2 separate regions of the Homo sapiens genome follow, and region 2 is linked to region 1. A link is a contact called in ENCODE Hi-C or POLR2A ChIA-PET data. All regions are on one chromosome and are shown on one strand. The core of a region is the stretch at or near the end of the contact, and the rest is flanking DNA. Distances in the headings are between cores, read along the strand shown.

Region 1 (5,784 bases), core at 1,537-4,036:
GTTCTGCCACTTTTTTAAAAAAGTTTAAAAAGCACTTCTCTAGTTGTTTTTTTTTTTTTCCTCTAATTATTTGGAAGACTTACCTTCTCATATGCATTTTCTAGAAATTCAATTGGACTTTTCCCAAATGCTATGGCATGCCCAAGGAATGGAATTGGGGAGAAAATGTATGGAGGACTTTTCTACAAGAGAAAAAAATAGTAAATTCAATTCGTGTTTCATTTCAAGAGAGAAACCCAGTTTCGTTTCATGACCAAACAATTAAACAAAATAGCTATTAAGACTTCAAAAAAAAGTTACCAAAAAAAAAGGAAGCATCAGAAGTAACTTGAGAACAGCCAAATTGCAAATACCTCAAGAGAGTAGCTATTGTAGAAAAGAACAGAAACTCAAAACACGGTATAAGATAAACGACCAGATAAACACTAAGGCACTGTAAATTTAAATGATGGACACTGTCCAGAATATGTCCAATTATTATTGGTGTCTCCAGGCAACTTTTCTAACCATTAGTAGCAAAAAACCAAAAAGGTCAAACTACACTTGTCCCTTGGCATTTGTGGAGAACTGGTCCCAGGACCCCCTCACAGATTTGTATCCAGGGATCCTCAAGTCCCTTATATAAAATGGCAAAGTATTTGCGTATAACCTATGCACATCCTCTCATATACCTTAAACCATTTCTATATTACTTACAATACCCAATACAATGTAAAGGCTATATAAACTGTTATTAAACTGTGTTTTTTTATTTGTATTATTTTTTATTGTTGTGTTATTTTGTATTGGGTTTTTTTCCCCTGGGTATTTTAGATCTACACTTGGCTGAATTCCCAAATGTGGAATTCGTGTCCCCAGAGGGCCCACTATATTGTTTCTTCACTACTTACTACTACTACTACTCACAATTTTAGTCCCAGATACTTGCTTAAAGAAGGTATAGAAAAAGACAAGCAGTAACTTGTAGTATAGAAAGAAGGGAAATGTTTAAGAAGCTATATTTACTTCTCAGTAAACAATCAATCTCATGCTTCTCTCACTGCAAGTGAACTAGAGCCACTGATTTTAGAGTTTTTAAGAGAGTAGATCAGCTCTAGCAAGAACTCTAGCATTCTTCATAAAAGTTTCTTTAGATGCCACAAAATGAGACCTGCAGATTACAACATTAAGTATCCTGAAAATCAAACAAAATAATGAAAAAGGGTAATACTCCTCAATTCTCTGGTGGTCTCAAATAGAAAGGAGCACCACAACCTCACAGTACACCTCAGCTAATAGAACTATCTTTAAACACTAAAAGTAACTTTGTCTTCCCAGAGACAAATATCATTTCCTTAAAGATCCCATGTGTAGGAAAAAAATAAATAAATAAATAACTCTTTCTTATGCCTGGTATGGTTCAAACAAAAATTATTTTAAAAGCTACTTGGTCAAAAGTTTGTACATTGCATTGTCAGTAAAAGGGTAGTTTTCAAAAGCTACTTATTGCTGACTGTAAAAGGCACAATCAAATAACATTTGGGAGATTGAAAGCTAGGTTAATAAGGCTGTTAAATTGAAGAAAATGATTTTTTTTTTTTTTGAGACGGAGTCTCATTCTGTCGCCCAGACTGGAGTCCAGTGGCGCAATCTCGGTTTACTGCAACCTCCGCCTCCTAGGTTCAAGTGATTCTCGGGCCTCAGCTTCCCAAGCAGCTGGGACTACAGGCGTGTGCCACCACATCCAGCTAATTTTTGTTTTGTTTTGTTGTATTTTAGTAGAGATGGGGTTTCTCCATGTTGTTCAGGCTGGTCTGGAACTCCTGACCTCAGGTGATCCGCCCGCTTCGGCCTCCCGAAGTGCTGGGATTACAGGCGTGAGCCACTGCTCCCGGCCGAGAAACTGTTACATTATTAGCATCAGAGGAAGGCCCTTACCACACTCCAGTCACTACCATTACCACACTCTACACATCCTCCTTAATATGGGTATAAACCACCATTAGGGGCACTGCTACAGCCCACAGAACACTGAACCACACAGGGCAGCCTCCAGGATGACGGGCCAGCTGCCAACAGCATCTCCGTCAGGACCCCCACCAAGGGCCCCAACGACCACCGGGTCGTTCAAACCCACAGCCGCCAATCCAGCCACCGCCACTAGGGGCACCACTGCTGCGGTCAGTACAGACCGCTACAACCACAAATGCCGCAACCACGACCCCGTCTAGGATCAGATACACAGCCGGGGAGGCCAGCACCGCCCCCCAACACAAGGCAATGGCGGGTGCTACAGCCAGCGCCACCAGCAGCAGTGCCGCCGCCGCAGCCACTACTCCAGCCCCCAGCGCGCCTGCCACCAAAGCCACGCCAAGCATGGCCGCAGTCGCCCCCGCCCTTGCCATCCACTGAGCCGGTCGGGGCCACGGAGCCGCCCACGCCAGCCCTTCGGCCGCCTCAGCTGCGGCGCGCGCCCCACTCAGACCCTAAAGAATGTACGTACCACCCCTGCGGGCAGCTGGACCAGGTGGCCGGCGGCCAGACGGATCAGGTAGACCAGGCTGAGGGTGAAGGCGCAGGCGATCAGCAGCATGGACAAGAGGTTGCCGCCTGTCACCTTCTCCATCGCCTGGCCCAGCACCGACCCACCCGCCTGCAGCAAGCCCAGCAGCAGCATCCCAGCCGCCGCCGCCATTCACTCCGTCGGAAACACTGAAGGCCGAGGTCGCCACCGCTCCTCCCAATCGACGGAACGAGAGAAGCTGGCAGATGGTCGTCCACAGGGGGCCTTGCCCCAGGTCTCCTACTAAACCCAGCCCCACCCCTCGGGTCCCACGCGCGCCACCCCGTGCGTCACAGAATGGGGCGGGATGTTCCGCTGGCCACGCCCCTTAAATAACACTCTGTGAAGCCGTGGTCTTCTTGCGCGGGATAGGGCACCTGAGGAAGCGGGCTGCGCCTGTGGCACAGTGGTACGGGGCCGGAAGATAACTTACCTGAAGAGGCGATCAATCCCTGAGAATCGCGGGCGACCCGTTTTTTGTGTGCCCGGGTGCGGGGTGCCGGGACACGGCGTTGAAGGCGCTGAGCGGAGGGATCTCAGGGCGAGCTCGAGCGGCGACGGCGCGCTCTGTGATTGCACCGCGAGCGCCTGAGGTGATCTCGGCCTACATCGCGTCAGCGGGGCCTTGGGCGTGAGCACCGCCCCCTGTCCGGACGCAGGGTACTGGGGCACCTCGAACTGTGGCACCTCACCCTTCTCCGGGGCCACGTCTTGGGGACTCCGACAGCCCCAAATAAGCCCTCGGGGACTGGGGTTGTGAAAAGCGAGGTCGTGAAGACGCCGGCCTCATACCGAAGGGTAGGACGGTGAGGTCAGCCCCGTCCCACTCCAACTAAAATCAACCTGACAGGTATTAATATGCCACCATGAAGTTAACAAATGTTGGTGATTAAGTATGCTAGGTTTTACGAAAACAGATTTTCCAAAATAAATGTACATGTTTTAGGACGTCGCGAGCCGTTTGAGGCAGCATTCCCCAAGGACGCCACTTAGTCTGTAGGTTTAGCGGCTAGAAAGATTCAGAAGCTGAGTTCAGTCCTGCCGCCACAATCAATCTTCGCTCCTATGGCTTCACAGAAGCGTCTCCCATGACTACCAAATTTAACTCCTTCCAGATCACCCACGGGAGCACCTGACCGGATTCATTTATTTAATCAATGTTAAGAACTAGGTTTTGTGCTAAGCTAGGGGATAGAGCAGCGAATGAGACAAAACTGCAAGGCCCTGGGGGAATTAGTAGGAATATCCAGTGAAAGGGAAATTAATGAATTTTATAAGTATACTAATCAAGAAGTATATTCTTTTCCTTTGAGGTAGAATGTAATATAGCACCTCCCCTACCCAAGGCCTGGGTTAAGAGTATATTAACTGCTTATTTCTCCCCTATGCGTGGAGAGGCTTATCTGTGTTCCATCGTTTCACATTCCTTGAGGCACAGCGAGTTCTTGCTTCCCTCCCTAGCGCTGCTGTAAAGTCACAAAACTGATTAGCAAGTGTTACAAAAGCATGTATTCCCAAGGACGTAAGACATATGGTGTAACAAATGTAAGAGTAATTTACTGCCTTTGTTCTTGCTTCTGCAAGTACACTTCATGCAACACGTAACTCCCAACACAAACTGCTTAAAAGGTGATTGATCCCTTTGTTCGGGGCTCAGACTTTCTGGACCCTAGTCCGACTGAGCCGGTGATCACCTTAATAATAAAGGCTCTCCTGAACTCTGCTCGGTCTCTCCCGTCTATGATTTGTCCCGCAACACCAGTTGCCTGCGGAACACCTCTACCTAGAGAGCTAACACTCATCCCCGGTCAGTAAATCCAAAACTAAACCCGTTGCCTCCTCCTACCAACCTGTCCCTCCTATAATGCCTGTGAAGAAAAGGCATCACTGTGCACACTGTTGCCCTCTCCATGCTTCATCTAATCAGTCATCAGATCCTATAATTCTACCACCTTAAAAGTTTCACCGTTTCTTCCGTCCAGTCGCGGTGGCTCACGCCTGTAATCCCTGCACTTTGGGAGGCCGAGGCGGGAGGATCACCTGAGGTCAAGAGTTCGAGACCAGCCTCACCAACATGATGAAACCTCGTCTCTACTAAAAATACAAAATATTAGCCGGACGTGGTGGCAGACGCCTTTAATCCCAGCTACTCGGGAGGCTGAGGCAGGAGAATCACTTGAACCTGGGAGGCAAAGGTTGCAGTGAGCCGAGATTGCGTCACTGTACTCCAGCCTGGGCAACAAGAGCAAAACTCTGTCTCAAAAAAAAAAAAAAAAAAAAGAAAGAAACTGTGATATATATAAATATATATTTATATATTTATATATGGAATGGAATGCTACGTGGTCACAAAAAGGAATGAATGAATGGCATTTTCAGCAACCTGGATGGGATTGAAGACTATTATTCTAAGTGAAGTAACTCAGGAATGGAAAACAAAACATCATATGTTCTCACTCCTAAGTGAGAGCTAAGCTATGAGGATGCAAAGGCATAAGAATGACACAATGGACTATGGGGACTCAGGGAAAGGGTGGAAGGGGGTGAGGGATAAAAGATTACAAATTGGGTTCAGTGTATACTACTCGGCGATGGTTGCACCAAAATCTCACAAATCACCACTAAAGAACTTACTCATGTAACCAAATACCACATTTCTTAAAACCCTATGGAAATAAAAAATTAAAAAAGAAAAAAGAACCCAACAGTCTTCTATTAAGCCAGGTGTAAAAGAGATTTACAAAAATCTAAAACTATGCCATTCTTCTCACTAATATTTTATTTTTGAAAATATAGCTATAGGCCGGGTGCGGTGGCTTACTCCTGTAATCCCACCACTTTGGGAGGCCCTGGTGGGTAGATCACAAGTTCAGGAGTTTGAGACCAGCCTGACCAACATGGTGAAACACCATCTCTACTAAAAATACAAAAATTAGCCAGGCATGGTGGCGCGTGCCTGTAATCCCAGCTACTCAGGAGGCTGAGGCAGGAGAATCGCTTGAACTCGCAAGGTGGAGGTTGCAGTGAGCCGAGATTGTGCCACTGCACTCCAGCCTGAGTGACAGAGCAAGACACCGTCTCGAAAAAAAAAAAAAAGAAAATATAGCTATATTCATGAAATGACATTATTTATGTAAATAATTATTTTCAATAAACATTTTCATTTATTTTAATTTGTAATACTGTAAGTTTTGATAGATATAATCCATTTAAAAAAATGACTCTCTAGGGTTCTTAATAAT
Region 2 (5,784 bases), core at 2,363-4,862, 140 kb after region 1:
TATAGTACTCTATATAAGTACAGTATTTGCCACATAACATTTTGGTCAACAATGGACTGCATATATTATGGTGGCCCCCGTAAGTGCAAAAAAGATAACAGTTATCAATTCCAGGAAAGTCAAGAAAGACAATTTATGTATTAGTTAGAATGCCTTCAAATTCAAGAAATAGAAAACTTATTTGAGCATGAACAATGATAAATTTATTTTGTCACACAAAATGGCATAAACAATTAGAATGATTTATCATCTTATTCAGCTGAACTCAGATAGGATGGATCAAGGACTGGTTAATTCAGTGATTCAATGACATCATAAAGAATTAGGATTCTTTGCATATTCTTGTCTTCCACTTTCAGCTTTGTCCTTTCTGTCTCTAGACAACATCCATAAACAGAAGAAATGATTTATTACTATGAGTTTCATTTTATGATCCAGAAACCTCTCCTAGATCACCCAGTAGAGTTTCTCTGTGCCTCACGACCAAGATTGCATTGCCTGAATAGTGAGAATCATTGTTACAGAAATAACTACTAGAATCATTGATGAAGATGAAGTAAATGTAGGGAAAACAGGTGGAAGATTATAGAAGGGAAAACAGATGGAAGATGGGTTATTATAGTCTGCCAGGCAGGAGAGTATGGCAGGCCAGAACTAATACAAAGGGAGTGGAGGTTTGTAGCACTTGGAAAATGACTGCATTAAAGATTCACTACTTAACATTGGTTAATGTTTCAGACAGCTATTTTTTTTCTTTTTTTTTTTTTGAGACAGGGAATCACTCTGTCACCAAGGCTGGAGTGCAGTGACATGATCAAAACTTACTGCAGCCTTGACCTCCTGGGCTCAAGGGATCCTCCCACCTCAGCCTCCTGAGTAGCAGGTACTGCAAGTATGTGCCACCATGGCTGGCTAGTTTTTTTATTTTTTGTAGAGATGAAGTCCCACTATGTTGTCCGGGCTGGTCTTGAACCCTTGGGCTCAAGCAGTCCTCCCACCTCCGGCCTCCCAAAAGTGTTGGGATTACAGGTGTGAACCACTACCTGTGGCCTCAGACAGCTTTTTAATAGTTAAGCTTTTCTGTTTCCAGTCAAGAATTTATTTTATCTCCCTCCCCTGAACTACTGATATTATTATTTATTCCTAAAATTCAAGTACCTACAAACAATTTTTAAAGTTTGTATTGATAATATGCAAAACACTACTGGGCACTGCAGATTTGAAAAAACAAAAACAAGAGTATAGATGTAGTCCCTAACTTTAAGGAACCTAAGCTCACCTTAGAGCAGTAAGAAATTTACACAAAATATCAGTAATAAAAGGTAGTTTATGCTTAGGTCAAAATTAGTTTGTAGTAAAGAACCTAAAATTGTAAATTCCACTGTAATAAGGTATATGAGTGTGCCTTTAAAAAAATTTTACAGTGACTACTATATTGAAGGGTTTTAAGTAAGGAAATTGCATTTTAGATGCATAAGGATGTTTGCCATGTACATTTATCATACATACTTTTGTAAATCTAGTAATTTTCTTTGTGGTCATTTAAAAAAAAAAAGCAATGTTTCAGAACAGGAGCACTAGCTCAGCTGCATTAGCTGGGAGAGAGAATCTGGTCATTCTTAACTCCTTATAAGATTTTTTGGCCAAGTGTGGTGGCACATGCCTGTAATCCCAGCACTTTGGGAGGCCAAGGCGGGAAGATCACTTGACACCAAGAGTTTGAGACCAGCTTGGGCAACATGCCCAGCCTGCAAAACCCTGTCACTAAAAAAAAAATTTTTTTTAATTATCTACATGGGAGGCTGAAGCAGGAGGATAGCCCGAGCCCAGGAGGTGAAGACTGCAGTGAGCTGTGATAGCACCACTGCACTCCAGCCTGCGCAACAGAATGAGACCCTGTCTCAAAAAAAATATTTTTCAGTCTCTGCAGTTTTTAGCCACATCCCATGCCTCAAAGCTACCTATACCTCCAATTTCTGAGACTTTTTGGTGTTCTTTAACAAAAAGTAGGCTGCTTTTTTTTCTTTCTTGGTTGTAGAATTAGGTTTGACCTTTGCTTACTCAATTTAGCTTTGCTAAACTAGTTGCCTGTTGTGTATTTGTTTTCCAGTTTTCAAAATTCCAGCTTTTTTGAAATTTTTCATCAGCTCTTGTTTCCTCTCATTCTTTTTGACCTTGTAGATTTATCCTTTTTTCTTAATTTATTCTCACTTAATGGGATTTCAGGAGCATATTGACTAAGTTTTCATTTTTACATGTATACTGGGGAGTATGACATAGACATCTCTGTACTTAGATATTACTGATGTAAGTCTACTTTGAATCAAATGAACAGATGTTTAAAAAGTATTGTTCCCAATTGTTTTAATGATTTCTTCCTGTGAGTTGGGGTGGTGCTGCCCATCACCAACTCAGGACGGTATTTGAAAATACCTGGAAAAATTGTAACAATGTCTGGAAAACACTGCAGATATTTAATTGGCAGAGGTCAGGGATGATTAACATTGCGAAATGTGAGGGACGGTCCTACACAGTGAAAAATTAATTCAATCCCAAATGGCAAGAAGAAGACAGGAGGTGTATTAACCTGGAAAAACTGTGCCAGAAGGACAGGGACATAGAACTGGGGGTGATGCACCATTCTGGAATTGGGATTAAGTAGAAGTGCACAAACTAAATGGCGAGACCTCCCCCAGCTTCTTTCCTCCACTTAGCCTAAAGGAATAGACCTAAAGATTTTGACAGTTGGGGTACATAATGAAACCACCAACTCACTTTCATTGTACAGTAGCCCTTGCTGGTTGCCTAACCCCTGCTATTATAAATAATGCCAAAATAAGCATCACTGTACATGTCTCTTTGTGTACCTGTTATAGGAGTTATCCTAGGATAATATCTATTAATTTTTCAAAATTATAACCCACAATAAGTAATTTTATATCATAACCTTATATACACATACACATGCCATATGTCTTTGTGTGTGGTATATCTACATCTATATATAATAAAAAAGTTTTGCAAAACTACACTTAGTATATAGATGCACACTGATCTTTTTAGCTTGTTAAAAGTTGGTCTCATTACGTCTCATTTAGATACAGAAAATACATATATTAGGTAATACATAGAGGTGAATATATGTAAAATCAGGATTCTAGGCCCAAGGCATATTTATTTTCAACATGAACAAATACTGTAAAATTATTCTACAGAACAATTGTTCCAAGTTGTACCTCCACCAGCAATGAGTAATGACTTCAATTTGTGTTTCCAAACTCATTTACCAATTTAATAGGTAGAAGTGGCATCTGTGACAGACACAGACACTGTATATATACTGACCCCATCTTTATTTCTAAAACTTTAAAAATTCCTGTCTCCACTATGGAAACCTTAAAAGGTCGAAAGTTTATTCCCTAGGAGAGGAATCCAAGTTTCCAGATACCAATCATGGGCCAGTCTTGCAAGGAGGCCTTTGTAAGGATAGCCATCTCAAGCCTGATATGTTAACTCTTTTCTGCATGGTCCACTCCCTTGGCATTTAGCCAAGGTACCTTGACAGCTAAGCCCTTTAGAGGTCCAGAATGTGGCCAGTTAAAACAAATTTCATTGATTATAAAGGTCTATCATAGAAAGCCAGGTGGCTTCCGCCTTCAGTTTCTGCATTTTAGTTTCGTTTTTATCTGGCCTGAAGATAAATTTGGACAGCACATATCTGGTTAAGTTGAATCATCTAGTTCTTCAGGCTTTTCAGAAGTGTCCTGATAATCAGGGTACACATGAAAGGAGTGCATTTCCAGAGGACACTCATAGTACCTGATATGGTTTGGATCTGTGTCTCTACCAAATCTCTTGTTGAATTGTAATCTGTAATGTTGAAGTTGGGCCTGGTGGAAGGTGATTGGATCATGGGGGCGAATTTCTCATGAATGGTTTAGCACCATCCCCTTGCTGTGATAAAGAGTGAGTTTTTGTGAGATCTGGTTGTGTAAAAGTGTGTAGCACCTTCCCCCTTGCTCTTTCTCTTGCTCCTGCTCCCACCATGTGAAGTGTCTGCTCCTCCTTTCCCTTCCGCCATGATTGTAAGTTTCCTGAGGCCTCTCCAGAAGTGGAGCAGATGCGGTCATCATGCTTCCTGTACAGCCTGCAGAACCATGAGCCAGTTTAACCTCTTTTCTTTATAAACTTCTCAGTCTCAGGTATTTATAGCACTGTGAAAATGGACTAATACAGTACTCCTGGAAACAAAGAATTCACAATTGTTAGGATACTCCAAACAGGACATATGCAGACAGTCCTTGACTTAATGATTATTTGAATTACAGTTTTTTGACTTGGTTTACAGGGGTATTAAATGCATTTTTGACTTGTGGTTTTGATTTACAGTGGCTTTATTCAGATATAACCCCATCATAAGTCGAGGAGCATCTGTATTAGTCAGGCAGTCCCCAGTATGAACTCTTACCATTGGGTCTCCTGCCCAAGGGTTTCCAGTCCAATTAATTCAGTTTGGTATTTGGCTTCAAGAATGCCTAAATACAGTCAGTTCCAAACAGATTTGCATGTCCATGTTACGAGTTCATTTGCCTCACATCTATGGATGACAATATTTATGGATGTTCTGTGTGAAAGTGCAGGGAGTGGGCGTGGAGGCTCATACCTGTAATCCCAGCAGTTTGGGAGGCCAGTGCCAGAGGATCGCTTGAGGGCAAGAGTTCAAGACCAGCCTGGGCAACATAGGGAGACCTCTTCTCTACTAAAAATAAAAAAAAATAGGCCAGGCATGGTAGCTCACGCTTGTAATCCCAGCACTTTGGGAGGCCGAGACAGGTGGATCACCTGAGGTCAGGAGTTCGAGGCCAACCTGGCCAACATGGTAAAACCCTGTCTCTACTCAAAATACAAAAATTAGCCCAGCGTGGTGGCAGGTGTTTATAGTCCTAGCTACTCAGGAAGCTGAGGCAGGAGAATCGCTTGAACCTGGGAGGCGGAGGTTGCAGTGAGCAGAGATCGTGCCACTGCATTCCAGCCTGGGCAACAAAAGTGAAACTCTGTGTCAAAAAAAAAAAAAAAAGTTACCCAGGCATGATGATGCGTGTCTGTGGTCCTAGCTACTCAGGAGGCTAAGGTGGGAAGAGTGCTTGAGCCCAGGAGTTCAAGGTTTCAGTGAGCTATGATCACACCACTGTACTCCAGCCTGGGCTACAGAATGAGACCCTGTCTCAAAATAAATAAATAATAAAATAAAGAATTTTTTAAAAAAGGAAAAAGAAAATGCAGAAGCTGGGCCAGCCTCTGCTGTCTCGTAGTCAGGGCTGTTAGGTGTAATCATAGGCTCAGCAGTCGGTTTGAGTTCAAAGTGCTGAAGACATTTAGGAAGGCAGCATGGAGAAGTTTTCCTTCAGGAAGAGAGGAACCCTTCCAAAAACAGTTCTGAAAAACAAATCATTTCCTATGCCTCCCTAGGTGCCAGGTTTTTGTTTTATGTCTTGTTACAAAATGTGTCCCATTTAACAATCTTAACTTTATAGTTTTCCAGCTATCTCTTGTTCTCACCCAGACTTTTTATCCCAAAAGGTTGAGTGCAAGAGGGACAAAAGCATTTTCTTAGAACAATATATTTATATAATTTGACCAGAAAGACACATTATATTCAGGAATTGGTCAGGATGAACTCTGAATTTTCAAAAATTTTTGTAATGAATTTACATAACTTCCCCACTCTTTTTTTCCTAACCAATTATCTGGTGAGCAGCCTAGGAAAAAATCCCATTTTGGGGA

Evidence for each region. A loop is a pair of places that touch in the nucleus more often than their neighbours do. ChIA-PET counts read pairs that join two places held with the same protein, here RNA polymerase II (POLR2A). Pooled maps may share reads with other maps.
Region 2: a loop to region 1 is called in a map with no recorded cell type, with 4 times the contacts of the local background. The contact joins the enhancer-like site here to the promoter of CYP51A1 in region 1. A Hi-C loop is called at or near these places in 1 of 37 single-sample maps with no recorded cell type and 2 of 50 pooled maps. POLR2A ChIA-PET finds 5 or more read pairs at or near these places in 2 of 52 experiments (OCI-LY7 and WTC11).

The regions. Positions count from the first base shown.
Region 1 is chr7:92,131,691-92,137,474 of GRCh38, forward strand. It overlaps CYP51A1 (cytochrome P450 family 51 subfamily A member 1), which reads right to left and starts at 2,787. Exons shown (of 10, transcript NM_000786.4): 1 at 2,483-2,787; 2 at 84-182. The coding sequence starts at 2,674. CYP51A1-AS1 (CYP51A1 antisense RNA 1) reads left to right here and starts at 2,873. Exons shown (of 3, transcript NR_122110.1): 1 at 2,873-3,392. RefSeq lists enhancers at 2,122-2,948, 2,123-2,172, 2,333-2,382, 2,753-3,412, 2,949-3,775 and a silencer at 5,752-5,784.
Region 2 is chr7:92,273,024-92,278,807 of GRCh38, forward strand. All of the region lies in intron 1 of ANKIB1 (ankyrin repeat and IBR domain containing 1), which reads left to right. Among named protein-coding and RNA genes, the nearest start is that of ANKIB1, 30 kb to the left of the region's middle. Within about 2 kb of position 3,613, at least 2 of the 41 ENCODE cell types and tissues checked have a DNase peak (open chromatin) inside an H3K27ac peak, as active enhancers do; they include OCI-LY7, where a contact is called at or near this core.